Regions from separate parts of the Homo sapiens genome. Here region 2 is linked to region 1. A link is an interaction called in ENCODE POLR2A ChIA-PET data of the cell type or tissue named here. Cell type or tissue: B cell. All regions are shown on one strand. Links, peaks and the distances in the headings refer to the core of each region. The heading gives the core; the rest is flanking DNA. Region 1 overlaps HHEX (hematopoietically expressed homeobox). Region 2 has its middle 64 kb from the start of EXOC6.

The links. ChIA-PET counts read pairs that join two places held together with the same protein. Peaks named below come from ENCODE experiments on the same cell type or tissue, not always from the same donor. Only the 100,000 strongest peaks of a DNase experiment are listed, where the experiment ranks them.
Region 2: POLR2A ChIA-PET joins it to region 1 with 8 read pairs; 4 of 35 experiments call an interaction of 5 or more read pairs at or near these places.

What each region holds. Positions count from the first base shown.
Region 1 is chr10:92,692,082-92,708,179 of GRCh38, reverse strand. HHEX (hematopoietically expressed homeobox) reads right to left here. Exons shown (of 4, transcript NM_002729.5): 2 at 15,634-15,812; 3 at 15,428-15,478; 4 at 12,533-13,633. The coding sequence ends at 13,412. Among named protein-coding and RNA genes, the nearest start is that of HHEX, 10 kb to the right of the region's middle. In B cell, for the core only: no CTCF peak of the experiment used is centred there; DNase peaks (open chromatin) are centred at 8,519 and 9,989; H3K4me3 peaks cover 1,672 bases; H3K27ac peaks cover 1,786 bases.
Region 2 is chr10:92,776,062-92,792,159 of GRCh38, reverse strand. No RefSeq gene overlaps it. Among named protein-coding and RNA genes, the nearest start is that of EXOC6, 64 kb to the left of the region's middle. In B cell, for the core only: no CTCF peak of the experiment used is centred there; no DNase peak of the experiment used is centred there.

The sequences.
Region 1 (16,098 bases), core at 7,540-10,039:
CAATTAGTCCAGAAACCAAGGTGTTTTTAGACATTTAATCCAGGAAAAGGGCAAAAAGGAATGATTATTGCATGAATGGAACACTTAGTTAGGTATTTAGGGGTAATTTTTTATTTTAGTTCTTCACCTGATATTGTGGAGCAAAATAAATTTCAGGTAGATTAAGCATTAAATGTAAAATAATGAGGGGTGGGGGAGAGATGAAAGAGTTTTAGGGGGAGGGTTTTTGTTTAATGTATGTGGATGTTCATTTGCTTTCTGAATGAGGGAATCTTTCTAAGCTTACGAGAAAAGAAAGAAATCATAAAAGAGATATTGTTACATTTGACTACACAAAAATGTTCCATTTTCCTAAATATCTTTTTAAATAACTGAGAAACATTTTTGCAATAAATAAGGCAAAAAGCTTATATCTTCCAACATAAAGAATTCAAATAAATCAGCTGGGCATGGTGGCTCCCGCCTGTAATCTCAGCACTTTGGGAGGCAGAGGCGGGTGGATCACCTGAGGTCAGGAGTTTGAGACCAGCCTGACCAAAATGGTGAAACCCCATCTCTACTAAAAATACAAAAAATTAGCCGGGCATGGGGGTGTACACCTGTGGTTCCAGCTACTTGGGAGACTGAGGCAGGAGAATCAGTTGAACCCGGGAGGTGGAGGTTGCAGTGAGCCGAGATGGCACCACTGCACTCCAGTCTGGGCAACAGACTGAACTGTCTCAAAAAATAATAAAAATAATAAAAAATAAAAGAATTCAAATAGAAAAAGAAATAAAAGGTTAGCATTTTTTTAAATTTATTTTTGAGACAGAATCTCGTTCTGTTGCCCAGGCTGGAGTGAAGTGGCGTGATCTTGGCTCACTGCAACCTCCACCTCCCGGGTTCAAGTGATTCTCCTCCCTCAGCCTCCGAAGTAGTTGGGACTACAGCCACGTGCCACCACACCTGGCTAATTTTTTGTATTTTTAGTAGAGATAGGGTTTCACTGTGTTAGCCAGGATGGTCTGGATCTCCTGACCTCGTGATCCTCCCGCCTCGGCCTCCCAAAGTGCTGGGATTTCAGGCGTGAGCCACAGCACCTGGCCAGCATATTTTTAAAATTCAACTTTGGGAATAATGAAAGGAATGAAATGTAAAATTAAAATACAGCATACTATTCTTCTCCTAAATAATTAAGAAAGATTAGAAAAACAGCACTTCCATTGGTGAAGATATGGAGAAATGATCCTTGTTCTCCACTGATATAAATTGACAAAACTTTCCCAGGAAGTATTTCACAATATTTATCAAATATTCATCCCTTTGGCTCAATGATTCATTTTCTATGAATATACTCTAGAAGGAATTAAACTGAAATGGAGGCAAAACATTCTCATTTTAGAAATTTTATAACAACAAAACAACATTAACCCAACAAGAGAATTAAGAAATTTTGCCATCTCTACCTAATAATACATTATGTGCCCAAAGGGTAGCTCATGCTTGTAATCCCAAGCATTTTGGGAGGCCAAGGCAGGAGGATTGCTTGAGGACGGGAGTTCGAGACCAGCCTGGACAACATAGAGATCTTACCTCTATAAATTTTTTTTTTTTAATTAGCCAAGTGTGGTAGCATGCACCTATAGTCCCAGCTACTTGTGGGCCTGAGGTGGAAGGATCCCTTGCACCCAAGAGTTGGAGGCTGCAGTGAGCTATGATTATGCCACTGTACTCCAGCCTGGGTGACAGAGCGAGACCTTGCCTCTAAAAATACATATACATATACTTTTATACATGTAAATATAGATATATATATAATGCAGACCTTGCCCAAGGTGGAGTTACCTGGAGAAAACCAGGGGAGATGGGCAGATTCACAGCCTCAATGCCACAGGAAGGAAATGTTGAGGGAGAGATGACAGTCCTGGGTGTGGGATGCCAGGTAATACCATCTGTTGGAGACATTTTATAGTTATTTAAACCACACTGTGTGGGAGGTGAAGTGGGCATTCACCCCAGGATGGAAATGAGGAGAGAAGAGGGCATTTGTGGGGACATGCTCTAAAAGGAGGTCCACTTAGTTTCTTATTTATGACTTTGGAATGCCCATGTGTTATTAAATATTTTGCTATGGGTTGTTTGGCAAAAGCTTTTGCAAGACAAACTCAAGAACTTAAACAGCATGGAATTATTATATAGCAAGCAAAATTATAATTATGCTTAGGGTGAAAATAGGTTCATCCTTGAATGTTGGAAATTAAAAGGATGTTTTCTCTGGTCTTCAAAGTCATCCTACTGAGCCTTATGCAAATTTATATCCCCAGTGCTTCCACGTGCCACATTGTAGGTGCTCAATAAATATTTTCTGAATGAATACTTGAATAATTTGATAGAAAACGTATAATCAACATTCGAGTTTACTTCAATACCCTATTATTTGTTTGAAAATATATGGACAGCTGGAAATATTAGAAATGCTTCCCTAAGAACACTTCCCTAGGGTGAGCTTTTATAGGCTTTGATAGAGACTGAGCCTTGATTTAACCTTAGAACTGAGCTTAAGTATAAGACAAGTCCTGCTCAGGGAGTGAACACCAGAAGACCGGTGAAATAAAAGATTCTTCATTCCTCTCAACACCTAAAACACATAGCCACTGAAGTTTAGGGGTGAATATGTTGCTTAGAAAGATATAGAACAGAAAAACATAGCGTCTTAGTGTTAAGTGCAACATTAAAAATGACCTAGGCTGGGCGCGGTGGCTCACGCCTGTAATCCCAGCACTTGGGAGGCCAAGGCAGGTGGATCATCTGAGGTCAGGAGTTTGAGACCAGCCTGGCCAACATGGTGAAACCTCATCTCTGCTAAAAAATACAAATATTAGCCAGGTGCGGTGGTGCGTGCCTGTAATCCCAGCTACTCCGGAGGCTGAGGCAGGAGAATCTCTTGAACCCGGGAGGTGGAGGTTGCAGTGAGCCGAGATCGCGCCACTACACTCCAGACTGGGTGACAGAGTGAGACTCCATCTCAAATAAAAAAAAATAAAAAAAAAAAAAAATCACCTGGTCCAAGAGCCTCATTTTATGATGAGGAAACAGAGAGGTAATTGATATCTCCAGAGTCACATTGCTACTTAACAGCAAATCTAGACATAAAATCCAGCACATCATCCCATAGCAGCTTTATAATTTTAAACATCAAAGTAACAGGAAAATGAAAGTGGAATAGAATGCAAACTAAATTCCTAAAACTACTGAAATAAAATACTGTAACTACAGGGAGACCTATGTCCAGAATTGAAGTTGTCTTTAGAAATTGTTTTTTTCTTTTTGGAGATGGATTCTTGCTTTGTTGCCCAGGCTGGAGTGCAGTGGCATGATCTCAGTTCACTGCAACCTCTGCCCTCCAGGTTCAAGCAATTCTCCTGCCTCAGCCTCCCGAGTAGCTGGGATTACAGGTACCTGCCACCATGCCTAGCTAATTTTTAGGGGTTTTGTTGTTGTTGTTATTGTTGTTGTTGTTTGGTAGTTTTAGTAGAGATGGGTGTCACCATGTTGGCCAGGCTGGTCTCGAACTCCTGACCTCAAGTGATCCAACTGCTTCAGCCTCCCAAAGTGCTGGGATCACAGGCATAAGCAACCGCACCCGGCCTCGGTGATTTTTTTCATTTAACCCACCTGAGTGGGAAAAATAAGTGAGATATTGGTTACTGATATTCCCAGCCCTTCTGATATGTGAAAGGTTGCAGTGATTTGTTTCTTGACAGCCTGATGCTCCTGCTCTTTCTGCTGTCTTTCTTTCTCTCCACCTAGGAGTCTTGGAGTCCAGTAAAATGTGAGCAGTGTCATTTTCAAATGTAAATTTTATGGCACAGTTTTTATATTTAGATGCATTATTTAAACTAACATGAAAATTCATACAATGGACCACTTTGCAGCACTGAGGATAAACAAACAACATCACACCATAACGTGGATGAATTTACCAGCAAAAAAAACTAAAGGAATGGGCAGCCGGGCACGGTGGCTTACTCCTGTAATCCCAGCACTTTGGGAGGCTGAGGCAGGTAGACCACTTGAGGTCAGGACTTCGAGACCAGCCTGCCCAACATGGTGAAACTCCATCTCTACTAAAAATACAAAAATTTGCCAGGTGTGGTGGCAGACGCCTGTAATCCCAGCTACTCGGGAGGCTGAGACAAGAGAACTGCTTGAACCTGGGAGGCGGAGGTTGCAGTGAGCCCAGATCACGCCACTGCACTCCAGCCTGGGTGACAGAGCAAGACTCCGTCTCCAAAAACAAAACAAAACAAAACAAAACCTGAAAACTAAAGGAATGGAGGAGGAATGGGAGATAAAAGAGAAAATACTGTGGGATTTTACTTTCATAAAGTTCAAAAATTGGCAAATGAATCTATGCCATTTGGAATCAGGTTAGTGGAGTCCCTTGGAGTGGGGTTGGGGATAGTGAACTAGAGGGGGCATAAAGAGAGCTCCTTGGGATCTGGTAATGTTCTATTTCAAGATATGGATTCCAGTTACATAGTGTAGTCATGTTGTAAGCTGTACGCCTATGATTTGTGAGCTTTTAAAATATATATATTATACTTTAATAAGTAGTTTCTTGAAAAAAATTGACAATCCATATCTCTTAACAAATTTTATTTGTAAAAAAAACTATCTTGTAAACATGATGCTTTAAAATACATTTGAAAAGTAAAACAAATATGAAATGTAAATATATACAAAATGTAAATATATTTTAGTGCCCCATGTTTATACAAGGTGGATAATACTGAATAATGGCTAAGATTCAGAATAATATATACTAGAAACTGCATGCATAAATTCCCTGGTCACCATTAACATTGTGTTTTTCTTAATGCCTGAAATAACATCTAAACAAGGGGCAGCTGCCTCAGGCAAATGGTACTTAGGTGATTTTAAAGACCTTAATGAGATCAGGTAATTGCTTGGTGAAGCTAAAAATTTTACCTTCAATTAACTGATCAACAGCACCATACATCATCATAACTTCTCACTCCCTTCCACCTCCGTACCATCAAGTCATTTCCTCTGGACGTCTGAACCTGCACTCAGGGTCCATTTTTTAAACATTTATTGAATTAGTCTGGTCTAATCTACAATTAATGGAAAGTCTGTAGTAATGCAGTTTCCATAAGCAGCTAAGGAAAGTTGAAACTTTGAAAGAGCATGTAAAGTAAACACTTTCTCTTCCTTCTACACTTCTTTGCAATTCATAAAATACTTTCAGAAATCATTTAAAAAATTTGGATTTCCTGCTTCCATTTTCTGAATAGATGATGCTGATAAAAATAGTAGTGATCACAGCCCATCCCAAATAGTGTCATTTTTTTTTTCAGTAAACTGGATATATTTTAAATAAAACTCTTGATTGAAATTGAGAAGTGTGAACTGGAAATTGAATGAAATTGCCAAGTCTGAAAGGGAAAAATGGCCAATAAAACCACAGAAGCACTTCCTCTTCAAATTTATGCTGGTAAAAAGATGGAAGAGAACATTTTCTTTTAGAGCTTTTTTAGGCTTAAACAGACCTAAATATGTCCTCGCCTCACCCGTGGCCCAAGTTGGCACCTGTCAAGTGTCTCTGTAGCACTTACAGCCCCTGCCCACTATGCTTTCTGCTGTGCTGCCAAAGCCATCCAGGCAAGCTATGTTTCTGGTGGCCAAGGAATAGGAAGTATAATGAGGGTGCGGGGCTTGGGGAGGGAGGGAAATGGCTCTCCTCTCCTTCAGGGAGGGCACATGGCTTTCACTTTCATTCTGTAGAACGATATTTATTAAAAGTTTACTGTAGGCCAAACATACTGCTGGATGCTGGGGACACAAATAGTAAGCTATCACACTGCTATGTTCAGAGTCCCTTGTGGAACATGCCTCAATGGGCCAGATGAGAAGCAAACTTTCATGTATATATATATATATATATATATATTTTTTTTTTTTTTTTTTTTTTTTTTCTTTTTTGAGATGGAGTCTCACTCTGTCACCAGGCTGGAGTGCAGTGGCGCCATCTCAGCTTACTGCAACCTCCGCCTCCCAGGTTCAAGCGATTCTCCTGCCTCAGCCTCCCGAGTAGCTGGGATTACAGGAGTACAACACCATGCTCGGCTAATTTTTGTATTTTTAGTGGAGATGAGATTTCACCATGTTGGCCAGGATGGTCTCGATCTCTTGATCTCATGATCTGCCTGCCTCGGCCTCCCAAAGTGCTGGGATTACAGACATGAGCCACCACACCTGGCCAACTTGTTTTTTTTAACGCTTTGAAAGATAGAAAGTGTATCTTATAATGCTCATTTCCCCAGAAAACTGAGAGGGAAATGGTACTTCACTCAGCTTATTAGTTTCCTAATGTAATAGAATAATATGTTACATACACAGAAATTGCTTATCCCTTATACTGTATCATAGTCCCTTCCAGATGTAATGCTAGATTTGAATCAAGGCAAAAGATTAGGTAAGATGAGCAAAAAACCTCAATTCTCTTCTTATAGCTAGAGTTAGACTTGATTTGATACCTTTTCAAGAATGCAACAGATTCAGTGAGGAAGTTCTCATTACAACATTGATCGGTATAGTAATTGAGGTTTTGGGCTTAATTTCTCGGTGACAGTTTCCTTATCTAGAAAATGGGGTTGATAACAGCCTCTACCTCATAGGGTCCTTGATGATTAAATGATATAAAGATATAAAGCAGGTGAAAGACTTACATAATATTTAGCAGCACATAGTACGTGCTCAGTAATTCACTAATTTAACATATGTTTAACAAGCACCTAATAGGTCAGGCTGAAGATACATAACAGTGAACATAACAGACAAAAATCCCTACCCTCATGATGTTCATATGTCAATAAGGAGAGACACATAATAAATAAGGCAGTAAAAATATTATATCCAATTGCATTAAGTGAAATAGAGAAAATTAAATTGTTGTTGGGGATAGGAAGAGGAGGTTGGCATTGTAAAAAGGTGGCAAGGGAAGGCCATGTCTGAAGGAGAGGAGGGAGCAAGCCATGAGGCTATATTTGGGGGAAAGAGAGTTCCAGAGAGAGGAAAGTGCCAATGCAAAAACAAAGAGACCTGTGTGGTGGGTAGAGAGAACACAGGTCCACAATCCCTCACTGAAAATTCTGAAATCCAAAATCTCTGGAGTCCAGTCATGCATACTCCCTGCCCTCTTTCACCTCCAGACCTGTGTACAGGATCATCCTTCTCCGTGGAACAGGCTTCCTTTTCCTTTTCTCTGGTTGGGAGTCCCTGGCAGACTCTGCCACAGCATCTGCTGTCCATCCCTTATTGCAGCATCTCTCTCTGTCAGCTCCATTACACTCCAGTGCTACTGAGCGCCTGGACCCTAGAGACACAGGGATTATTACTCTTCTATTTATGTTATTTTATTTTTTTATTTTTTATTTTTTATTTTTTTTGAGACGGAGTCCCACTTTGTCGCCCAGGCTGGAGTGCAGTGGCTCAAGTGATTCTCCTGCCTCAGCCTCCCGAGTAGCTGGGATTACAGGCGCCTGCCACCACACTCTGCCAGTTTTTGTATTTGTTTTAGCAGAGGCGGGGTTTCACCATTTTGGCCAGGCTGGTCTTGAACTCCTGACCTCAAACCATCTGCCTGCCTCGGCTTCCCAAAGTGCTGCGATTACAGGCATGAGCCACTGTACCTGGACTATGTTATTATTATTGCTTATCTTGGCTTAAAAAAAAAAAAAACTATCCCTGGCGGGATGGGAGCAACGCATTAGGACTCCAGCAACATTTCCCTCAAACAGGATTCTCACCTCAGCTAAAAGTTGAACATTTCTATAAATTTAAAGAAAATCTTGGCCCCAATAGTGACATCTAAAGAGTAGAGATTAGTCATTTTCTATTCTAAATGGGGAAGTAAACTGAATGAAGATGAGGAATCCTAAAAGGGAAAGGGGAAAAAAGAGAAAGGGAATGAATAAGGAAGGAAAAGTGGGGAGCAGAAGAAGGATGGAAGGGCATAAACCATGAAAGAAAAACATAAACAAGATTATGAGCATATCTTACTGCGAGCGTCTGCGAGCAGCAGGGGAGGGACCCTCTGCTGTTAACTGTTTCCCGTACTTGTTCATCTAAGAAGTTGTCTTCAGAGAGAATGAGATTTTTGAATACTTAAGGTTTTTCAAAGATACCAAATTCCCCCTCCAAAATAAAAGGGAGTCTAAGGAATGCTTAGAAAATACGTTTTAAACAAACGTTTTTTAAGTGGGAAGCGGCCTCATTGGCTTTCATGTGGAAAGTCGCCTGATATTGGCAGTGACTTTTTTTTTTTTTTTTTTTTAAAGCAGCGACGCAGGAAAGTGTTCGGCCGCTCGCGGCGACGGCCGGATGCTCCAAAGTCAAGATCCTCCGCAGACAGGAAATGTCTCTGCCAGCTCCAAGGTCCCCTCGCAGCAGCCCTCTGTGTTATCCAGAGAGATTTGTGTACATCCGACTGAAGAGGTTTCCCGCCTGCAACTGCGAACCCAAGAGCTGTCTCAAAAGAAGGGAATCACTCGGGGTGTCTAGCTTTTCTGACTGACACTCGGGGCCCACGGCGTGCCAGGGACGCCGCCTCCTCTCGGGGGAGCCACGCTCCGCTCTAGGAACTGAGGGACCGGAGGCTGAGGATGCGGGTGTCCCCCGGGGCCCCAGCCAGCAAGAGAGGGGTAGAGAGTTCCATCTCCCCTGCTGCTAGCCATGCTTGTATCCACAACGGGGTGATTCTGGTTTTCCTACAGCCACATGTGAAGGGGTAGCTGCTCCTCTGTAGACCTGGGGTCTCAGATCTTTGGGTGAGTGGGAGGAGTCTCCAAAGTGCTTCTTATTTGGAGTTATCAACAATACCAAAAAATACATATCAAGGGACAAAATTAGATTAGACATATACAGAGCCCAACTGGGACTTCCTAAAACCTCTATGGACTGAAAAATAAATGTCAGTACAACCTGATTACTTTGACCACAAAATACTGAACTCCTAATCATTTATTTTTTCTTTTTCTTTTTCTCTTTTTTTTTTTTTTTTTTTTTTTTGAGATGGAGCCTCGCTCTGTCGCCCAGCTGGAGTGCAGTGGTGCAATCTTGGCTCACTGCAAGCTCTGCCTCCCAGGTTCACACCATTCTGCCTCAGCCTCCCGAGTAGCTGGGACTACAGGCGCCCGCCACCATGCCCAGCTAATTTTTTGTATTTTTAGTAGAGACGGGGTTTCACCTTGTTAGCCAGGGTGGTCTTGATCTTCTGACCTCGTGATCCGCCCGGCTCGGCCTCCCAAAGTGCTGGGATTACAGGCATGAGCCACCACGCCCAGCCTTTTTTTCTTTTTTTGAGACACAGTCTCACGCTGTCGCCCAGGCTGGAGTGCAGTGCCATGATCTCCGCTCACTGCAACCTCCGCCTCCTGGGTTCAAGCGATTCTCCTGCCTCAGCCTACTGAGTAGCTGGGATTACGGGTACGTGCCACCACGCCCAGCTAATTTTGTAGTTTTAGTAGAGACAGGGTTTCACCATGTTGGCCAGGCTTGTCCCAAACTCCTGACCTCAGGTGATCTGCCCACCTTGGTCTCCCAAAGTGCCTGGCTTGAACTCCCAATCATTTAGAAGCATCCTGGGTGATTGTTTGGTATTCACATTCTGCCCCATATTGTAAGTAGTCACATAAGTATCTCCAATCACAGATTTAAAGGATCATTGATTATTAGATCTTGAAAAAAAATCAAAATCAGGAGCTTTTGGGTTCATCAGCTTCCACATGCCAATATATCTGGAGTGGGAATTTTAGTAAGTCTCTTCTGTCCCCAGCAAAATGCGTTTTCCCCAAGTCCAAATAAGTTTTCTTGAATCCCTGTCCTGCCCCCATTAACTAAGATGAATATTCACAGTAATGAAAACCACACACACACACAAAAGCTTGTCAGAAAAGTTGAAAGAGAAAAGGTACTTTCACTATCAGAGATGGTTTCCTCTTTTCCCACAAGATGTCTTATCAGCTTTCACCCTGAGAAAACCATAAAAAGTAAGAAAAAGAAATGTTATGCAATAGTTCTCTAAATAAAATACTACACAGTAGGCTAGTCATCTCTAAAAGTGATGTTGTTTAAAGAGTCAAAGTACATCATCCAACAAAATCAATATCATATTAAGTTAGAAAGGGTTCTGAATATCAAAGACCAATGAACTGAATAACTTAAAGTATAAGTACACGACCCAGGGGATTAATCACACACTGTCATGGTGAAATTAGGGCAATTCTTCAAATCATTAACGTTTTGCTTACAAAAATGTGCTTTTCTGTTTGTCTTTCTGCTAAATGATAACCGTTTTCAAGTTGAATCTCCTGATAAAAAGAGTTAAAAACAAGACAGGAGTTGTGCTGTAAAGGTCATACGTGCTGCTTCAACATGAAATAGCCAAAAGACAAACAAATGAAAAATGCCCGGATCGTAGGAGGAATTTCTAAATCTTCATTGGCAATTTGCAATGGGGTACTTCAGAAAAGTGAATGCCTACCTGTGTCCTGAGAATACTGCACCTCCTCCAGTTAACATGCTCTTGATTCTTAAGGACATGTTTAGATTCAGAATGGGAGCAACTTGGTGAGAGTTAGGATAAGCTTGAAATTGGAAAGCAGCCTGGTTTCAGGGAATTGTCAACTTTAAAACTAGATTTTACCCCTCAAGTTTTCTAGTGTGAATCAATACATTAGTCTGTATTTCTCTGCTGAATAGTCATGATACAGTTACTCTCAAGAATAAACATTAACTAGGGTTTATCTCCAGAAGCGAAACACACACACAGGTTTCAGGATTACTTTAATTCAATATTACATCCATAAGCCTCCCATTCTCCAAAAATCTGATATGGACAGTCCCATTTTCAGACGAGATGGATTATGACCTTTGAAACCTTGATGTAATCTTTTAGGCAGGGTCTGGAGCCTACAGCTGATGGGAAGGGAAACTCTCCCACTGGGTGGCCACTTTGGGTGCCAAGGCTGAGGAGACATGGGGAGTAGGGAGAACAATAAGGACGGCATGAACTGAGTTGGGAATTTGAGAGCTGGAAGGGGTTCATATGGTTCAACTAGACCATCTTCGTTCTACAAATGATTTGAGGCCAAGAACTAAAACACCAACCCAAATCTTCAAACTTCCAAGTCTATCCACACCTCTCTGCTTAAGGACTAGTACTGCTTTTCTCAGAAATCTTAATTCCCCTGCAATTCCAGGGGCCTTCTTAGAATCTAAGGAAGCCGGATGTGACAACTCCCTAACAGCAATGACTTTTTCACTGTCTTCATCTGAGTGTCCATATCTGGGGGCGCCACAGCCCTAGAAGCCAGGCCAGGGGTCGGGTCATTCCTTCACAGGTCCTTAGCCAGAAGTACCCAACTCTACAACTAGAGGCCTCCTCCATGGAGGCCAAGGCTAGAGAGAGATTTCCAGGCCTCTCCCCAACAGATCTCTGTCATGGTTTTCCTGGAATGTCAGAGACCTGATGGCTCAGCTAGGCAAGCAGCTGGCACAGACTAGCAATACCCTGAACAATCAGAAACCTGGGCCCCCACACCCACCTAACCTCAGCACCCCATTCTCCCTCCATTTCATGGTGCCCCTTCCTCCACCCTGCGCCCTCTGCTCAGCCATCAAACCTCACTCCCACTAGCCTGGATAAGCCCCTCGTTCCTCTGTTCCCCCTCGCCTTTCCCTCCTCTCAGCCCTCCGCCCCAGCCTCTTGCTGGCCAAAGTTACCCGGGAAAGCAGGTGGGAGGAGGAGTGCCGGTCCCACCTGCTTCTTCCGCACCCCGTGCGCTCACATCAGTGGTTCCCCAGGGGTGGTGTCCGGGCCCGCAGCTTTGGCGTCACCTCAGCTCTTGTTGGAAATACAAATTCCCGGTCCCAGCCCAGTCCAGTCCTAACAGATCAGAACTCCAGGAACAGGGCTGGGTTTCCACAAGCCCTGAAGGAGGTTCTGAAGTTCCCCGGGTTCGAGAACAGTTCTCAGCGCAAACCACCTCCCCGCTCCCCTCGGCCAGGGCCCCCCATCCCCCCACTCGGACTTCCCCACCCCGGGCCCCGCCGCGCGGAGCGGGTTCCCGAGCCCCGGCCGCCGAGGGATGACGCGGTGTTGACTCAGCCGGTCAAGGACGGCGAGGGCCAGCCCGGCTGCCGAGGAGAATCGATGGGGTCCGGACGGCCCCGCGCTTCACGGCGCAGCGGGCCTGGGCCTCGGCTCTTCCCGTCGCCTGGCGTGCCCGGGACTCGAACCCATCAGGCTCAGAATCCGCCGGCAGGAGCAGAGCCCCAAGGCAAACGGCCCGGGAGAGGCCCCAACCCACGTTCCAGGCACCCACCCGCGGTCCTGGGACTCGGAACGAGAGCCCCAGCAAGATCCAGCCCCAGTCACTTCCTGTCCCCAGAGCCCAGCACCGCGCCAAGCACCCAGGAGGTCAAGAAAAGGTGTGCAGACTTTTTAAAATCAAAGAATTAGACTTGCAACGAGGTCAGTCGTCCCACGGACGGCTTTATTTTATAGTCAAGTTACTTATTAAAAAAAAAACACATTTTGGCCATTTTTTTTACAGTGAACAATTCTATATACACATTATAAACATTGTTTGATATAAAACAGTATCTACAATCTACTTACATTTAATTAACCTGTGACTTCTAGTTCATCTGCGATTAACTTTAGTCAGGTCAGTTTCTCTGCTTGAATTGGGAGGTACTATCCCCTTAACACCTTGGTCAAACAGGTACTAAGTGATAGTGCAAAACAAGCATTTAAGATTCTCATCAACCATATCTCTGACAAAAAGAACACACATCTCTGAGACAAGAGCTCTGAAATGTTTTTGGATTTGAGACAGCAGTATAAGAATGTCATATAAAAGTAAAGAATGTTTTCCTTTTAAAATACTCCAAGGCTGCCTGAAATGTAGGCACCTCTGGATTTGGGGTACCCCTTTGCCTTTCCATTAAGTGGGAGATAAACAGATTACAGAAAAGTCGTTCAAGAAGGTCCTATTAAAACCTTTAAAGCTATAACTTAAAAATTTAACAAAAAGTTCAAAATTAATTTTTTATAAATAGTGAAAACCACTAACTGTTTTTTTAAAGGGGGAAGAATTTAATCACTATAATGTCACTTTATCAAAACAACCTAAGAGCAGTACATAAACTATTTGTTAAGTCAAAATTAAGGTCTCCATGTAGGTTTGTTAATTGAGCAGTGCACCAAATATTTTTAGGTTTCCAGAATACCAGAGAATTGATTCCCTTTCTTATATAGCCTTCCAGTTCTTCTATGAAGATTTTCTGTAGCAAAACATTATTCCTAAATCCAGTTTTCTGAACATGCCAATGCCAGTGGTCATCATCCAGCATTAAAATAGCTTTTATCGCCCTCAATGTCCACTTCCTGATCAGAATCCTCTGAAATCTCTGATTCAAGGTCTTCCTGGGAGGCAGGGGAGGGCGAACATTGAGAGCTATCCAAAGAAGCACCTTTATTCTGTTCACTGGGCAAATCTTGCCTCTGATCACAGGAACTGTCCAAACTTTCCAGTTCTTCTTTTTTATTGCTTTGAGGGTTCTCCTGAATAAAGGAAATGAAAATGGAGATTGGAAGGATCATAAAATATGGATAGGTGAGAGGAATAAATCAAAATGTCTCTTCATCCTATTCCATCTTTTAATTTTTAGTTTACTGAGTGTTTTCAGTTTATAATCTTATTCAGGAGATACATACTTGTGCTTTTTGCTCACTTTGGAAGAAAAGTTTCTGTCATATCAAAGATTATATGCTTAAAAGATGAGAACCAGTCATGAACATAAGGGCAGATACATTATACCAATTGAACACAAATTCTGGTTACTTAACACCAGCCCAGACCCATGGTTTCAATATTCTCAAAAGTTTAAGGGGGAAAGAAAATCAGATCACTACAGATACACCTTAACTTCATTCTTTAAATATTTAAACCTTGCCAATTAACAGTCTTTCAGACATTTTAAAAATAAGAATGCTAACTGGTGAATTAAGAATAAAGTTTCAATTATTAGACTGGATCTTTTTTCATTCATTTTCTGGAGTAAATTTATAAACATCTACATGTGTAAATGTTTAACAAGTTACAAAATCATGGCAAAGAAAAAAAATGTGGATCTGGAAGAATGCTGCCAACTGAGAAGGTAGACAATTAGCTACAATTTACTTAAAATCTGGGGCAAATTTCTGGGAAATATCCCCATATTACATAGAAACCACTATTTTTAAGGTCTCTGGTAAACTAGAGTCAAGCCTTTGACCAAGAACTATTAAGTATATAAGCTAGTGAATTTTTAATCCTATACTTGTCTAAAATGCATATAAATACTACATAGAAATATTACAACATCTATTTGTTATATAGTTGCAAGCCTTATAGTCTCAACAAATAGATGCACACGGTCAGAAATTGAGAGTGGATCTGCAAATATTTAAATCACATTACAGTAATGAAGTTATGGGAATTTTATTTTCTATTTCAAAATATTCTTTGGGACACTTTCTTTTTAATGAAAAAGTAATGATCAATAAATTTTAAAATCCACTTTGCTTTAAATTTCTCCACTCATTGTTTCAAAGTATTTATTATAAACCGTATATACAATGACAAGTGAACAATTCAGCAATTATCAGATAACTTTGGAGAGTATATCCAGATTAGGACATCAAAAATGAATGTTTAGCTTTAAGTCAATAGACCTTCTTTTAAAAACTAAATTAGCCTTTACTTTTTATCACATATTGCGAAACAAGGTCACTGGAAGAAAGACTGTCAGAAAGTTTAAGCTACTTTCCAAACAGGCTTGAATATTTTCTTACAAGTTTTATATTTCATTTTAAGAGCTGGCATTAGATAGAAAATAATTTTTAAACTCCCTGACATTTAATTCTTCTAAAAAACAGTGCAAACAAGACTTAAAGGTGTTTGTTTCTTTATATTTACCCTTGAGTTCTGCCTGGTTTTATTATGGCTGTGTAAATAAAAGAAACAATTTTCTCCCAAAGATAACTGCTTAAGTCATTTACTGTCAATTACTTTATCTTTCCTGCGTTAATTAGATAAACAACATATGGGATTTATAAAACAATTAGCTGGGAGTTTTACTAGCCAGTGTGTGAAAACCCAAGCATAATTGATATAGGAACCCCATTAGGTGCTTTTAGCATTACTGCCACCTGAGCAACTCATCCTGAATTTCAGCAGGACTATTTGTCTTTTTAATCAAGGTGAAGAGGTTAAATAGTCTCTTAAATGACTTTTGCATACAACCCATAACAGCCTTGCACTGAGATAACGTGATAAAAATATTTATTTCCATAGAAACAGAACCATGTCCATACCTGTTTTAGTCTCCTCCATTTAGCGCGTCGATTCTGAAACCAGGTTTTGACCTACAGGAAAGAGAGAAAGAAAACTTGCAACGAGCCCGCGTCGGGACGTGCCAGAGGGCAGGGTGGCTCCTCGCCTCTCTCTCGGTGGCCCGGCGACCCCTACCCCAGAAGCCTTCCCTTCCCCGGAGGCGGCCCCAGGCCCCCCGCGAGCTCACCTGTCTCTCGCTGAGCTGCAGCATCTTGGCCAGACGCTTCCTCTCGGGCGGAGAGAGATATTTCTGCGTCTCGAATTTCTTCTCCAGCTCGATGGTCTGGTCGTTGGAGAATCTCACCTGGCCGCCTTTCCTTTTATGCAGAGGCCTCTGCAAGAAGGGGCTCCAGAGTAGAGGTTTGCCTGCGAGCGGGAAGAGCGGCGCTCACCCACTGCCCTGGAGCGGCCTGGCCAGACCCCAGAGCTGTCGGGCCCCAGGGATGACAAAGGTAGGCCAGGAGGCCACCCAACCAGACACATTCACATACACCCACCGGCACGTGGACCTAACACGTTCCCACCGACACACAAACATACCCAAAGTCACACACTGACACCGCAGATGCACACAGCCTTGTACACACACAGACAGACACACAGCCGTCACACCTAGAACTAAATCCAGACATACCTTTAACCCCAAAAAGAA
Region 2 (16,098 bases), core at 5,951-8,450, 86 kb before region 1:
GAAAACAAAAAGGGAGACGCTCACCATTTATTAACTCACATTCTGGTGGATCTCTCATATTGTTGGCTTATGGGGTCATAACCTCCAAGGGTAGAACCAGTGCCTTTGTACTTTACATAATCTGTGTCTCTGTTGTCCAGTATGATTGCTACATGTGGTTACCGAGCACTTGAAGTGTGGCTAGGCTGAATTGAGATAGACTGTAGGTCTAAAAATACATGCCATAAATCAAAGATTTAACATGGAAAAAAGTAAACTATCTCATTAATAATTTTGTATCACATGTTATTACATGATATTATTATTTGTTGAAATGGCATATTAAATAGAATATACTATTAAAATTAATTTTACTTGTTTATTTTACTTTTTAAAATGTGGCTGCTGGAAGAGTTTAAATTACATATGTATAGGTGGCACACATTACATATTTATTGGACAGTGCTGGTCTAGGTGATAAAAATTTTAAACCTGCTAATTACCTGAATAATTGTATAAATTACTGTATTTGTATCGTAAACAAATTTTTCCATCTAAGAAAAGTTAGATGCATGTTTCCACAACTTTGGATCCGTTTTGGCTGGTTTACATTCAAAACGTACACTGATATTTCCAGGACTTTAAACTGAGCTTCTGTTTTCCCATCTGTAATATTACCCACCTTGTAGTATGTTACAGTGATGTTTACAAGGGATCATCTACTCAAGTTCTTTAGTCTACAATTGTCTAAATGTGAAGTCCTCTTTGGGCTGGAAGCCTAAAGTATATTATGGTTTTACCCCTCCTTGTCCTTCAATGGCCCTACAAAAGCCTAATAAATGTAAGTGTCCTCCTCCTTCCTCTATTCAGTTGTAAGAAAGCACTCATTCACCTATCAATTGTTTCACGTGGATTTTTTTTTTTTTTTTTTTTGAGACAGAGTCTCACTCTGTCGCCCAGGCTGGAGTACAGTAGCACCACTTTGGCTCACTGCAACCTCCACCTCCTGGGTTCAAGCGACTCTCGTGCCTCAGCCTCCCAAGTAGCTGGGATTAAAGGCGCATAGCACCATGACCGGTTTTTTGCTTGTTTGTTTGTTTGTTTTGTATTTTTAGTAGACAGGGGGTTTCACCATGTTGGCCAGGCTGGTCTGGAACTCCCGACCTCAGGTGATCCACCCGCCTTGGCCTCCCAAGGTGCTGGGATTACAGGCGTGAGCCACTGTGCCCGGCCCCACCTGGATTTTTTTAAATGACTTTTTCCAAGTTAACTCCACTTAATATATTATCTCCTTCTGTTCTTTTTTTTGTTTCCTTCTTTTGGATTTGTTCATCATATTCTTATAAAATTAACACTTCATTCTCAAAGCTCCTTGTTCTCTAAGAAACCACCACCAGGTACCCACCTCCTCCCCACTCCCTCCCACTGTGTCCCCTGCAAATACAGACTTCCTAGAAAACCATTTCCTACAGCCTCAGTGATTTGGACATAGCTGTTTGTTTGAAGCAACCATTTCCTTACATGCTCTAATTTCACTTTCAGGTTATACGTCCTTGGTTATTTGGTTCTCTAATTACAGATCCCCTTTTCTAGAAAGGAAGTACAAAATCATTTTACCGTATGTTGTAGCACTGAAATCTGTTTCCCAATCTTTTATTATAAAAGAAGTTGAACTTACACTGTTTAAGATCTATTAACTTTCCTGCAGGCAAACTATTCTTCAATGTTTAAAAAAGTAATTGAGCCAGTCTTTTTCTCTCTCTCTAAAGAAAAAAAATGTTTTGCTCTAGTTCTCAGTTGAAATTTCTAATAAGGGGTCTTAGTAGACAAAAGGGATAACAAAACCTGACATGTGTGAGTGCTTATTATAAATTAAACATTGTATATGTACTTGATAGTTAATATTTCCAACAATGATTCCTAAACACTGCCTAGGGAGAAATTGCTAGGTGCGTTCGTTACCCTGTCTTCTATTTGTCCTTTTTTTGTTGTGTGCTCAGGAAAACCTCAGGGCCCGGGCTTCCCAATACTGGTTTCGAATATTCACACCCGAAGTCACTAATCTTTCTTGTGAACACCTTGTAGTTTGGCCCTTGATTAATTCAATCAGTGATTAGCACTTCTACAACAAGTGTTAATCTCTCTTTTGAAATACCTCTCAAAGCCCAACCCTTTACTGAGGATTTCTGCCCCAGTCAGAGTATACTGGAGAGGATTTCCCTATTGTGAGCAATATCTACAAGGCATTTCCCCTGCACACCACCAGTTTGGGAAAGGCCTGCTTCAAAGTCCTGTTGCACAATTAAAGCACAGAATTATAGGCTCAGGTTTGCACCTACTGCATGCGGTAGACTCCAGCTGAGCATAGCTAGTGATCCTGTTAAAAGCAGGGGCCAGGCTGGGCATGGTGGTTCATGCCTGTAATCCCAGCACTTTGGGAGGCCGGGGTGGGCAGATGGCTTGAGGTTAGGAGTTCAAGACCAGCCTGGCCAACACGGTGAAACCCTGTCTCTACAAAAATGCAAAAATTAGCCGGGCATGGTGGCACACAACTGTAGTCTCAGCTACTCAAGAGGCTGAGGTGGGAGGATCACTTGAGCCCAGGAAGTCAAGGCTGCAGTAAGCCAAGATCGGGCCACTGCACTCCGGCCTGGGTAACCAGAGTGAGACCCTGCCTCAAAAAAAAAGAAAAAGAAAAAATATTTTTTTGTTTTTTAAAGCAGGGGGCAGATTCTTTTGCAAAGCTGGAGGCCTTAATCAATAAGAAATAAAAATAATTTTAAAAAAACAGAAGAAGAAGAAAAGGAGCCAGATTCTTCAACACCAGGAGACCAAAACGAATAAACCTCCAGAGGGCACCCCCAGCAGTTCAGTCTGGGATGAGGGGACTCGAGGCCGGACAGAGCCGAGCTAGGCACCGTTCTTGGGTTTCCAGCCACCCAGATGCTCAGTTGCTCAAGTGTGACAACTAGGGCCTTCTCAGAAGCAGCCGGTACAGCCTCAAACGCTTCAGCTGGCAGGTGTGAAGGCCTCCAGCTCTTCGAGAGCAGTTTTCTTCCTGACAATGGGTGTCTATCAACTAACAAATAAAATTTGAGATGGACCCTGCAATTGTCCTTCCCATTTTACAAGGGAGGATATGGGTTTGCCTTGACCACTGTCTAGGCTCACACTCCGCAAGTGGCAAGCCCTGAGAAGACACCCCACATGAAGAAAGACAAACACAACCAGCTAACTTCTCCTCTTGCATTTGAAAGAGAACAGCTTTGATCTTAGTTTCATGGTAGGTGGTCAGCTTTCATTGATTTCAACTTTTTTTTTTCTAAGTTTCCCATAAAGGAAAATTTCTCCATCCTCCCCACTACTTCCAGAATACTGGGGGATTTCTCTCAACATAAAAGAATGTTGGAGTCTTTTAATTTCTAAGGGATCATGGCAACCAATTTGAATATTTTTCTCTATAGCACAACAGTCATGTCACAATCTTACCTTTAGAATATGTTTTCATTCTTCCCACTCATCAACTCTTTGACATAGGTACAGAAAATATCTTCATCCTATTTTGCAGATCTGAAAGTAGAGGCCCAAAAAGATCCTGTGTCTGACTTAAACCACACAGCCATGTTACTGAGTGGGGCTGAGATTTAAACTCAGGTCCCTCCAACTTCCATGGCCAAGACCGTAACTACCATGCTCTTAGCCACCATAATCAGGAGCCCTGATTGGGCTTCTTCTCAATCAGTGGGATCAAAACTTGGTGTGAACTAATTCTTAGCAGCAGAGCAACGACTAGAAAACAATTGGCAGGCATCCACAGCTGCACCAGGCCAAAGAGAGTATGTATTTGTCCACAGCCAAGCCAAGGGAATGGAAGAGCCCCAGAGCCAGGCATGGTGGTAGCAGCCAGTTGTACAAAGACCCATGGAACTGGGGCCAAAAGGAGTGAGAATTCCAAAGGAAGTCAAGGGCAGCCATGAGTGAACATGTGCTTTCATTACGCTTCCCTTTCATACTCTCCTAGACCAGATGAACCTGGACCAATGAATGGTTCTTGAGCTTTATAGTAAGATCTCTGAGGAAGGGTTGGGGGTGCTTATTAAAACACAGATTTCTAAGTCCACCTTATTCCTATGAATCAAAATCCCCGAAAGTGAGACCCCAGAAGCTTGTGTAAACAAGCTTCCCAGGGATGCCGACCACACCTGGAGAAGCAAGGACCAGATGGCAGAGGCGGGTCTGCAGGTGTGTGTGGCTTCCTGCAGTAAAGACAGCTCTGCCTGCTCCTGCATTTAGTTAACAAAAGCAGATGAGCAGGAGAAAGTTTCTCATGTGCTGAAACAAGAAAAGAGAAAAGAGTTACTAAAAGACGTGTGAAAGCGACAGGAGCAAATGTCCCAACCTATCCCAGAGAGGGCTTCAGCAGCACGGAGGCACAGGTGTGGTGAGGTCAGAGGGAAGACGCCGCCACCTGGGCATTGTCTACCAAAACCAGGCAGTGCAGGTGACAGGTTCCTTGCTGCAACGGGAAGGGGAAGCAGATGAGAGAACAACAGCAAGGAAGAAGCTTGTAATACGTGTTTTACCTCAGCTGTCATTCTAACTGCTGCACACGCAGGCACACAAAACATTTTTTTAAGTTTTTGTTTGTTTGTTTGTTTTTGAGACAGCCTCACTCTGTCGCCCAGGTTGGAGTGCAGTGGTGCAGTCATGGCTCACTGCAGCCTCTATCTCCCAGACTCAAGCAATCCTCCCACCTCAGCCTCCCGAGTAGCTAGGACCACAAGTGCATGCCACCACGCCTGGCTAATTTTTAAATTACTTGCAGAGACAGGGTCTCCCTATGTTGCCCAGGCTGGTCTCAAACTCCTGGGCTTAAGCGATCCTCCCACCTCAGCCTCCCTAGTAGCTAGGACCATAGGTGCACGCCACCAGGCCTGGCTAATTTTAAATTTTTTTGTAGAGACAAGGCTTCCTGTGTTCCCCAAGCTGGTCTCAAACTCCTGGGCTCAAGCTATCCTCCCAACTCAGCCTCCCAAAGTGCTGGGATTACAGGCTTGAGCCTCTGTACCTGGCTTTAAGTTGTTTTAATAGCAGCAGTGGAAGCCTTCACACACTAGGAAAGAATAATCTGTGTTTGCTGAGATGGGTAGGCTATGGCAAGGCTCAGCCTTAGCCACTGAAAGAAGGCATTTTTCAAAGGCTGACTGGGGACATTAGGAATTATTTTGGAGAATTAACAGGAAGACAGGACTGCACTGATACTTTATATGCCCTCTTACTGTTGTCGTTGTTGTTGTTGTTGTTTTTCAGTCTCCCAATAGATAGAAAGTCCTCTTGTTATAGACTGAATTGTGTTCCCTGAAATTCATAGATTGAAGCCTTAACTCCCAATGTGACTGTATTTGGAGATTGGGCCTTTAAGGAGGTGATTAAGGTACATGAGGCTGAAGGGGTGGGGCCCTAATCCAATAGGATTGAAGTCCTTATAAAAAGAAGAAGAAACATCAGAGAACTGTCTCTCTCCATCCTGGCACAGATGAAAAGCCATTTGAGGACACAGCCAGAAGGCAGCTGTCCGCAAGCCAGGAAAAGAGGCCTCATCAGAAGCCAACCCTGGAGGCGCCTTAATCTTGGACCTCCAGCCTCCAGAACTGTGAGAAAAATAAATTCCTGTTGTTAAAGGCACCCAGTTTGTATCATTTCTTACGGCAGCCCTAGCAGAAAAATACACCTCTCTGAGCCTCAGATCCTTCATCTGCAAAATGGGGATAATCACATTACCTTTGCCATCGAGTTACTGAGAGAATTAAGTGAAATAATATGTGTAATAATGTGATATATGTAATAGGTTAACTGGCACACAATAAGTGCTAGTTATTATAGCCCATGTCATAGGATTGTTAATTGGACTAAGTGAGATAATCAATGTGATACTCTTGGTACAACAGCTGCACATAGTAGGTGCTTAATAAATTGTAACTATAAACACTGTTATAAACTTTTATTCATTTATTTATTTATTTATTTTTCAGACAGTCTTGCTTCATCGCCCAGGCTAGTCTTGAACTCCTGGCCTCAGGTGACCCACCCGCTTCGGCCTCCCAAATTGCTGGGATTACAGGTGTGAGCCACCATGGTCAGCCTATAAACTTTTAAATAACTTTAAATGCAATCATGTTGCTAAAACAACTTGCAATCAAATGCAGCCATGGTGCAGTCACAGCTCCCTGCAACCACTATCTCCCAGGCTCAGGTGATCCTCCCACCTTAGGCTCTTGAGCAGCTGGGACCACAGGTGCATGCCACCATACCCAGCTAATTTTTAAATTTTTTTTGTAGAGACAGTGTCTTCCTGTGTTGCCCAGGCAGGTCTCAAACTCCTGGGCTCAAGTAATCGTCCTGCCTCCGACATAAGTAAATGTCATGATTATTATATAACAGCTACCCTTCCAAAATGCTTTCAAATTCATACAAAAGGTTGAAAAAGAGCTACATGTTGACTATGTTATAAAGGAGAAATGAAGAAGACCAGTAAGCTTAATTTTGGTGCCCACGAAAATACAAGGGAAAAAATTAATACAACCAATTTTCAAACACCTCGAGAGATCAGAGTGCACAATACTAATTTTATTAAGAAAAACTCTGGTCAGGCTAAGAAGACGGATTATCCAGAGCAGAGCAGCAGCAGAGCAGAACCGACCTGGCTAACTGTAGTGAGACTTTTGTCCCACATCCTTGGGTTTTCTAAAAGGTCAGGAAACAGAAGTCCAGTGACATTGTTCTTGGCTGGAAAGGCAAAGATTCTCATTAAATCAAGGAACCGAGGAGAGTTTTGAGAGGTCAGTCCTGGGTCCAGTGCTATTTAAAGGGTCCATTAGGGAGGATTCAGGAGGAAAGAAGGGCACTGCCACGGCTGTGGAGAGGTCGGCGGGCAGGGGTTGCACTGACAGGCACCCCACCTTAGCAGGTGCCATCCCACCTCCCTCGGAGCTTCCCGCCAGCTGGGGAAATATTGGTGTGGAATTTCCAAGCTTGTTAAAGCAAGAGCCACAGGAGGCAGAAACAAAGACCAGATTTGTACTTCTTCCCTCGCTTCCTCGTTCACTCTTTCCTTCATCCACACGTTTGCAGAGCATCTCCTAAGTGCGAGGCTCTGTGCTAGGCAGGAAATAAAACCAAATCCTTGCTTTCAATGGAGGGAGAGGCGGACAATAAAATTATAAGTAGAGGCCAGGCATGGTGACTCACACCTGTAATCCCAGCATTTTGGGAAGCCAAGGTGAATGGATCACCTGAAGTCAGGAGTTCGAGACCAGCCTGACAAATAGGGTGAAACCCCGTCTCTACTAAAAATACAAAAATTACCTGGGCATGGTGGCACGTGACTGTAGTCCCAGCTACTTGGGAGGCTGAGGCAGAAGAATTGCTTGAACCTGGGAGGTGGAGGTTGCAGTGAGCTGAGATTGCATCACTGCACTCTAGCCTGGGTGACAGAGAGAGACTCTGTCTCAAAAAAAAATTATAACTAAATGTGTGATAAAATGTCAAGATACAGGCTCGGTGTAGTGGCTCACATAAGTAATCCCAACAACACTTTGTGAGGCCAAGGCAGCAGAATCGCTTGAGCCCAGGAGTTCAAGACCAGCCCGGGCAACATAGCAAAACCCTGTCTCTACACAAAAAAAAACCCACAAAAATTAGTTGGGCATGGTGGTGTGCACCTGTAGTCTCAGCTACTCGGGAGACTGAGGTGGGAGGATTGCTTGAGCCCAGATATAAAGGCTGCAGTGAGCCATAAGGGTGCCACTGCACTCTAGCCTGGATGACAGAGTGAGACCCTGTCTCAAAACAAAACAAAACAAAACAAAACAGTGGGGATATGGAAGGTGCTATGAAGAAAAATAAGACAGGTAAGGGAATAGAGAGGGATGGGGCAATGAGGTGCCATCTTAGATGAGTTGGTCAGAGAAGCCTTCTCTGAGGGAGTGAAGTTTGAGCAGAGACCTGACTGAAAGGACAGAGCAAGCCATGTAGATCTCTGAAGTAAGAGAACCACAGGTAAAGGGACCAGCAAGAGGCAATGCTCAGGAAAGGAAAGGAGTGTAGTACCGGGGAAACAGCGTGGAGGTGGGTATGACCAGAGTAGAAAGAGAGAAGGAGGTGGGTTGGAAGACCTATCTGGGGGCCAGATTATATATGAGAGCCTTTTAAGAGGGGCCTTATTCTACATGTGTTGGAGAGTTACTGGGAAGCAAGTGAAGAGGCTATTGAAGAATCCCAGGGAAAGATGATGAAAACCAAGACCAGGGTGGCAGAGGTCAAGGGAGGAAGAGCAGACTTGGAATATGGCTGTGATTGCCTAGCACATGACACAGACATTCATTTTAGAATAGAAGGATGTCTTTTCCCACAAAGCTATATGGATAATAAGTTAACAAGTTCTCTCTCTCTCTCTCTTCTTTTGAGACAAGGTCTTGCTCTGTCACCCAGGCTGGAGTGCAGTGGTGTGGTCATAGCTCACTGCAGCCTTAAACTCCTGGGCTCAAACTATCCTCCTGCCTTGGCCTTCCAAGTAGCTAGGATTACAGGTGTGTGACACCATGCCAGACTAATTTTCTTTGTTTTATTTGTAAAGATGGGGGTCTTGCTATGTTGTCCATGCTGGTCTCAAACTCCTGGCCTCAAGAGATCCTCCCACCTCAGCCTCCCAAAGTATGAGGATTGCAAGTATGAGCCACTACATCCAGCCACAAGTTCTCTTTTAATTATGTAAATCATTGTTCTAAAATTATTTTGGGAAAGAAAATTAAACTAACTGGCTGGGCATTGTGGCTCACACCTGTAAGTAATCCCAGCATTTTAGGAGGCTGAGGTGGGCAGATCATTTGAGGCCAGGAGTTTGAGACCAGCCTGGCCAACATGGTAAAACACTGTCTATTAAAAATACAAAAATTAGCCAGGTGTGGTGGCATACGCCTGTAGTCCCAGCTACTCAGGAGGCTGAGGCACAAGAATCACTTGAGCTTGGGAGGCAGAGCTTACAGTGAATCGAGATCATACCACTGCACTTCAGCCTGGGCAACAAACAGAGCAAGACTGTCTCAAAAATAAAATAGCCAATTTGTGACGTTCTGGTCAATAATAAATAGCTATCATTTTTTAAGCTGTTTAAAGTATGACAAGACACTGGGTTTAATAGTCTTGTGTATATTAATTATCCTGTTGAATTCTTACAAGAATCCCATGAAATTGACACTATAGTTAGTCTATATTTTACAGATGGGGAAAGTGAGGCTGACTTAAAGAGTTAAATACCTTCATAAAGGTCACACAACAGAGTGGGATTCAAACCCGTGTTTGTCTAACACCAAAACTCACCATCCTTCTACTTGTCATTTCCCTGTCTCCCCTGCCCCAACTTTTTGTTGTCATCTGGGCATCCCATTTCCACTGTTTCAGTGTAGTAATATTTGAGAATACATACATACCACCAGCAATAGCCAGGATGTGCCTATTGATGACATTACTGAATCTATTTCTTTAAAAGAGGGATTTATTTATTTATTTATTTATTTTTATTTATTTATTTATTTATTTATTAGATGAAGTCCAGCTGTGTCACCCAGGCTGGAGTGCAGTGGTATGATCTCGGCTCACTGCAACCTCCGCTTCCTGGATTCAAGCAATTCTCATGCCTCAGCCTCCTGAGTAGCTATGATTACAGGCACATGCCGCCACGCCTGGTTAATTTTTGTATTTTTAGTGAAGTCAGGGTTTCACCAGGTTGCCCAGGCTGGTCTCAAAGTCCTGACCTCAAGTGATCTGCCGGCCTCAGCCTCCCAGTGCTGGGATTACAAGTGTGAGCCACTGCGCCCACCCTAAAAGAAGGATTTTAACCTAGCATCCATGGATCCCTATGTTGGGGATGAGAGTGTCCATGGATTGTTTATCAAAATGTGTGTGAATCCCTAAAACTGTGTGCAAAATTTGGGGGATATAGTGTGCATTTTTGTGGAAAGAGAGTACCTAGCTTTGATTATGTTCTAAAAGTAGAACATGAAGCCAGCACTTAAGAGGTGATGACTTACAAACCACCATTTCCTAGTCTGTACTGTTTGGCTGCTTTTTCATTTCAGATTATTCTAGTTTTCTAGTCACAGGGCATTTTCTCAGAAAGAAGGAAATTTTTTAAATGAGCAAAAAATATTTAAAGGTCTCTTTTTCTCCTCACCATCTTACGAGTTTAAAGGCATTCTTTATTGGTGATAGTGTTGCCGTTCCTTCTTTTCACTTGCTAGAGCTGGAAAGTTAATGCTATTCACTTTGATATTCCTTAAAAGGTGCATCTTCTCCTGGCTTGACTTTTTTATTCTATACCTAAAAGACAGGGCTCCTTTGACATATTCTTTCTTACCTATACAGCCCAATTTCCATTTTGTCAGTGGAATTTTCTCTTATCACTGAAACGGGAAAGGTTCCCTTGTCCCCCAACTGGGTGTGTGGTGGGGGTGGGGGTCGCTTCTTCAGTGCCCTGCTGCTCAAACCTCTAGGGGAGCATACAGATGGGCAGGCTGTGGGGTTCCGACCCCATGGCAGTGTCTAGCGGCGAATGTTTACAGCTCCTTAAGCCCCAGTGGATGTGTGTTACAGGGTACTCTTAGTTTGCCATCTATGGGCGGCTTGTGTTAGCTTAATTAGACCCTCTACCTTGTTGCAAGGACAGAGGGCTTTCTGTACCCCGGGGTTTCTTGCCTTGGTGTACTGGAAGAATTGGACCATACCTAGGCTTGGAGAATGAGTGCAAAGATTTTTTTTTTTTTTTTTTTTTTTTTTTTTTTTTTTGAGATGGAGTCTCGCCCTGTTGCCAAGGCTGGAGGGCAGTGGTGCAATCTCAGCTCACTGCAATCTCCCCCTCCCAGGTTCAAGCGATTATCCTGCCTCAGCCTCCCAAGTAGCTGGGATGCACCACCATGTGCCACCAGGCCTGGCTGATTTTTGTATTTTTAGTAGAGACGGGGTTTCACCATGTTGGCCAGGCTGGTCTCAAACTCCCAACCTCAGGTGATCCTCCCACCTCAGCATCCCAAAGTGCTGGGGTTATAGGCATGAGCCACCGCACCCAGCCTCTTCTTATATGTTTAATAGCTATTTGTATTTCTCCTTCTGCTTATATATTTGCCTATTTTCTACTGGGTTTTTGTCTTTTTCCTATCTTTTTTTGAGACAGAATCTTGTTCTGTCACCTAGGCTGGAGTACAGTGGCATGATCATAGCTCATTGCAGTCTCAAACTTCTGGGCTCTAGCAATTCTCCTGCCTCAGCCTCCAAAGTAGCTGGGACTACAGGTGCATACCACCACACCAAGCTACTTTTTCAATTTTTTGTAGAAATGAGGTCTCACAGTGTTGCCTAGGCTAGGGATGGTCTTGAAATTCCTGGGCTCAAGCAATCCTCATTCCTCAGCCTCCCATAGTGCTGGGATTATAAGCATAAGCCACTATGCCCAGCCTCTTATTTTAGAAGTTCTTTAAGTATTCTAGGTGTCATTAATTTATTATTTATTGCATTGCAAATATCTTCTTCCAGTGTGATTTTTTTTACTTTGTTTTGGTATCTTTGGGCATGCAAAAGTTTTATATTTTAAAATAATCGTATTTGTCCATTGTTTTCCTTTATGGTTGATTTTTTTGAGTTTCACATTTAGATATCTTTAATCCACATGGAACTTATTGTTTGTGGTTATGTGGTAGGAGTCAAAAATGGTTTTTCTGTATTCTGTATGGATAAACAATTGGGTCATCATTTATTGACTGGTTCTTTCTTTTTCCTTACTGATTATAATGTCTCCTCTATCATATATCAGGTTTCTTTTACCTCTTTTTTTCTGGGAGACAGAGTCTAGCTCTGTTGCCTGGGCTGTAATGCAGTGGCACAATCATGGCTGACTGCAGCCTTAAACTCCTGGGCTCAAACGGCCTCCCACCTCAGCTTCCCAAAGTGCTGGGATTACAGCTGTGGGTCACCACACCTGGCCAGTATCTGGGACTACAGGCATGCACCCCTATGCCCAGCTAATTAAAAATTTTTTTTGTAGAGGCAAGGACTCACTATGTTGCCCAGGCTGGTCTAAACTCCTGGCCCCAAATGATTCTTCTACCTCAGCCTCCCAAAGTGCTATTATTACAGGATAGATATCTTTAGATATTTGGCTTTATTTCTGGGTTCTCAATTCCGTTCCATCTGTCTATTTGTCTCTCTCAAGGTAAAAATGATATTGTTTAACTACTGTAGCTTTATAACAAGTTTTCATGTCTAATAGGATGAGTACCACTATGTTATTTTTCAATATTGTCTTGATGAATCTTGGATATTTGCTCTTTCATATGAATTTCTGAGCTCCTCAAGATCTATGAAAAACTGTACAGGAATTTTTATTTTAATTGCATTAAATTTATAGATTAAATTAGAAAAACATGACGTTATTTTCATAATGAGTCTTCCCATTTATGAGTATGGCATATCTCACTTGATTTAGGTCTTCATCTCAGTCCATTTGTGCTTTTATAACAAAATATTTGAGACTGGGTAATTTATTAAAAAAACAGAAATGTATTTCCTCACAATTCTGGAGTCTGGGAAGTTTAAAATGAAGGTACAGGCAAGTTCAGTGTCTGGCGGGGGCTGGGTCTCTGCTTCCAGGATGGCACCTTGAATGCTGCGTCTTCACACGGAGGAAAAGGAGAAGAGATGGAAAGGTAAAAAGGTGCCTAAGCTAGTTTCCTCCGGCTCTTTAATAAGGCACTAATCCATTCATAAGGGCCAAGGCCTCACGATGTAATCACCTCCCAAAAAGACCCCACCTCTTAATACCACCACAATAAGGGTTAAGTTTCAACATGAATTTTGTAGGGGACACACATTCAAACCGTAGTATCTTTTGAGAAGGGTTCATAATTTTTGTCATAAGGGTCTTGCACGTTTTCTGTAAATTTTATTTGTAGATACTCTCTGTATCCTCATAAAGTTTTCTTGCGAAAAAGTAATGAGATATACCATGTAAAAAGAGCCTGGCACATAGTAGATAGTATATAAATATAAATTCCATTCCCTTACTTGCTCATATTTTGTCTTACATTACTAAAATCAAATAGAAAGGTCTAAAATTTGAATAATACCTTCCATAATGAAAATTTAAAGTATGCATGAGAGGAAAGAAAAAGGGAGTTACCCGGCTGTCTTCTAAATATAAAGTGCATCACAATGAGAGTTGGGACATTGGTTAAAGAGATGATATAAAGTGTGTACCCATGAACGGTGGAACTTCAATCCTTACGCCTAGAAATCACACTCTGAGTTTCACCACCCGTGCAATTGTTCATATTCATTTATTCATTCCCCATTAATTGGAGTCCTCCTATGGGCAAAGAACATGTACATGTAGCATACATTATTTTATATCTTCAAGAGCAATTTGATCACTGGTTCCACACGGGAAATTTATATTCCACACAGAACTATATAGCGGCTAGTAAATGGTGTATTTACTAGCCACTATATACACTTAATAAATAACACCTACTATAGAAATTCAAAAAGGTGAGGCAAAGTGTTTTGTTTTTTTTTAATTAACACCTACTAGATGCATGGTGTCAACTCCCACCCCCAGGAATGTAACTTTCATTCTCAGGTTGGAATTTTTGTCAGTTTTATCCACTGCTATATCCCCAGCATATAGAATAGTACTTGACATAAATGTTTGTTGAATGAGTCAATGAATCTTTTACCTCTGTAGAATTTCTATGGTAGGTAGACTTTCTTCCCATTTGAGTCTTCCTATTTCCCTAAACTTGTTGAAATCTGTTCATTGTCTGAGGTTCACATGAGGCTTAAAATTGTGAAATAAAGAGAAGGATGCCAGCTGAGTTTAGTCACCTTAAGACAAATGATAACACACAGAAAATGACGCTCAGGACATTTCAGTCTAGGTCATGTCAAATGGACCTGAACTAAAGTGTAATAATGTGACCAGGCACCATGCTAAGCACATTACATTCATAATCTCATGTACTCCCTCCAATAACCAAAAGAGAAAGGTATTATTACCCCTGTTTTATAGATGAGGAAATTAGGATTTAGAGAAGACAGTTTATCCAAGAATCAGTCACCCAAATAGTGAATAGTAGAGCCAGGATTCAAAATCAAGTCGTCCAACTCCTAAAAAAATGCTCTGAACCACTTTGTCACATTACCTTATCTGAGAGCCAAAGCCCCTGAATACGAAATAGACCAATACAGAGGGGTCTTGAGGTGCAGAACCAACCAAATCACCTAATCCTGGAGTCATCTTGATCCATATGTCAGAGATAGCCAAGGCCCAAAGCTCAGATTATCATTCATAGACATCCAACACCGCTGGTATCCGGCTCTCACCAGGAAAGGAACAGACCTTCCCCACTGACCAGCTATTACCTTTTTTTTTTTTTTTTTTTTTTTTTTTTGAGGCAGAGTCTCACTCTGTTGCCCAGGCTGGAGTGCAGTAGCATGATCTCTGCTCACTGCAACCTTCACCTCCCCAGTTCAAGCGATTCTCCTGCCTCAGCCTCCCAAGTAGCTGGGATTACAGGTGTGTACCACCATGCCTGACTAATTTTTGTTTTGTTTGTTTGTTTGTTTGTTTTTTAGTAGACATGAGGTTTCACCATGTTGGCCAGGCTAGTCTTGAACTCCTGACCTCAAGTGATCTGCCCACCTTGGCCTCCCAAAGTGCTAGGATTACAGGCATGAGCCACTGTGCTCAGCCCAGCTATTACTTATTTTCACTATCACCCCTGTGAATAGCTTCTATTCATGATATCATAGTAGGTCATTGGAGATCAATAATATTTGAAATCATGCTAGCCAGACATATTTTAATTTTTAAAAAGTTTTTATTATAGAAAATGTCAAACATATTGAAAAGGTGAGGGAAATACCTATCCCTCACTTTATGAATTTAGTCCATTCCTTATAATGTTTTCCCTAAGAGAATAAGGAAAACAAGTTTAGATAAGTATATTAGTTTGCTAGGGCTGCCATAACAAAGTACTACAGACTGGGTGGCTTAAACAACAGGAATTTATTTTCTCATAGTTTTGGAGGCTGAAAGTCCAAAATCAATGTGTTGGCAGGGTTGTTTTTTTCTGAGGCCTTTCTCCTTAGCTTCTAAGTGGCTGTCTTTTCCCTAGATCTTCACACTATCTTCCCTCTGTACATAAAGTGTTCAGATTTCCTCTTCTTATAAGGACACCACTCATATTGGATGTGGGTCCACCCTGATGACCTTATTTAACTTAATTACCTTCTTAAAGACTATCTCCAAATATAGTCACATTCTAAGGTTTGGGGTTAGATCTTTATCATATGAATTTGGGGAGGGACACAATTCAACCTCTAACTCTAAGTAATTAACGACAATTGGAAATAATAATAAACACCACTCATACGTAAACTGTAACATAATGGAAGTTCATTGTACTCACTCGAAGAGGAAGAAAAGACTTGATGGGGGTCATAAGGGGTGGAGAGAGGAGATAAGAAGTCTTTTTTATTGGAAGGGGCAGTTTCTGCACCATTTTTCTCCACTATTTTTTCAAACTTCGGGGTCATCTTACACTCAAGCTGCACTTAAAAATTAAGTTATGGCATAGAAAACCATGTTGAAAGCAAAGAAAAAGCAAAAAGCTAAAGCCAGAAAAGAGCACGTGTAAGAAACAGACCTAAGAGTGGTCAGTGGTCCTGCATCTTCACATCTTTCTTGACATCTACATGTAAACCAAAATGGTTTGGGTTCATCCTAAAATGGTAGGCAATGCAAATTTGTTGAGTAAATTGGTGAATGTGTCTTTACCTAAAACCATAATGTTGAAATAGCACTTCTTGTGATGTATTTACTTAGAGTATGATGGGCTGAAAAGTCATTACCAAAAGAAAGTGGGTCATTGCCCAAAAAGAGGTATAACTTTTCAAGAGCTGCTGTGGTAAAAAGTGATTAGTTGAGCAGTCATTATTTAAATCTGTACACTGAGCTCTCATGCTTTAATTCACCCAGCTACAATCATTAACTCATGGCCAATCTTGTCC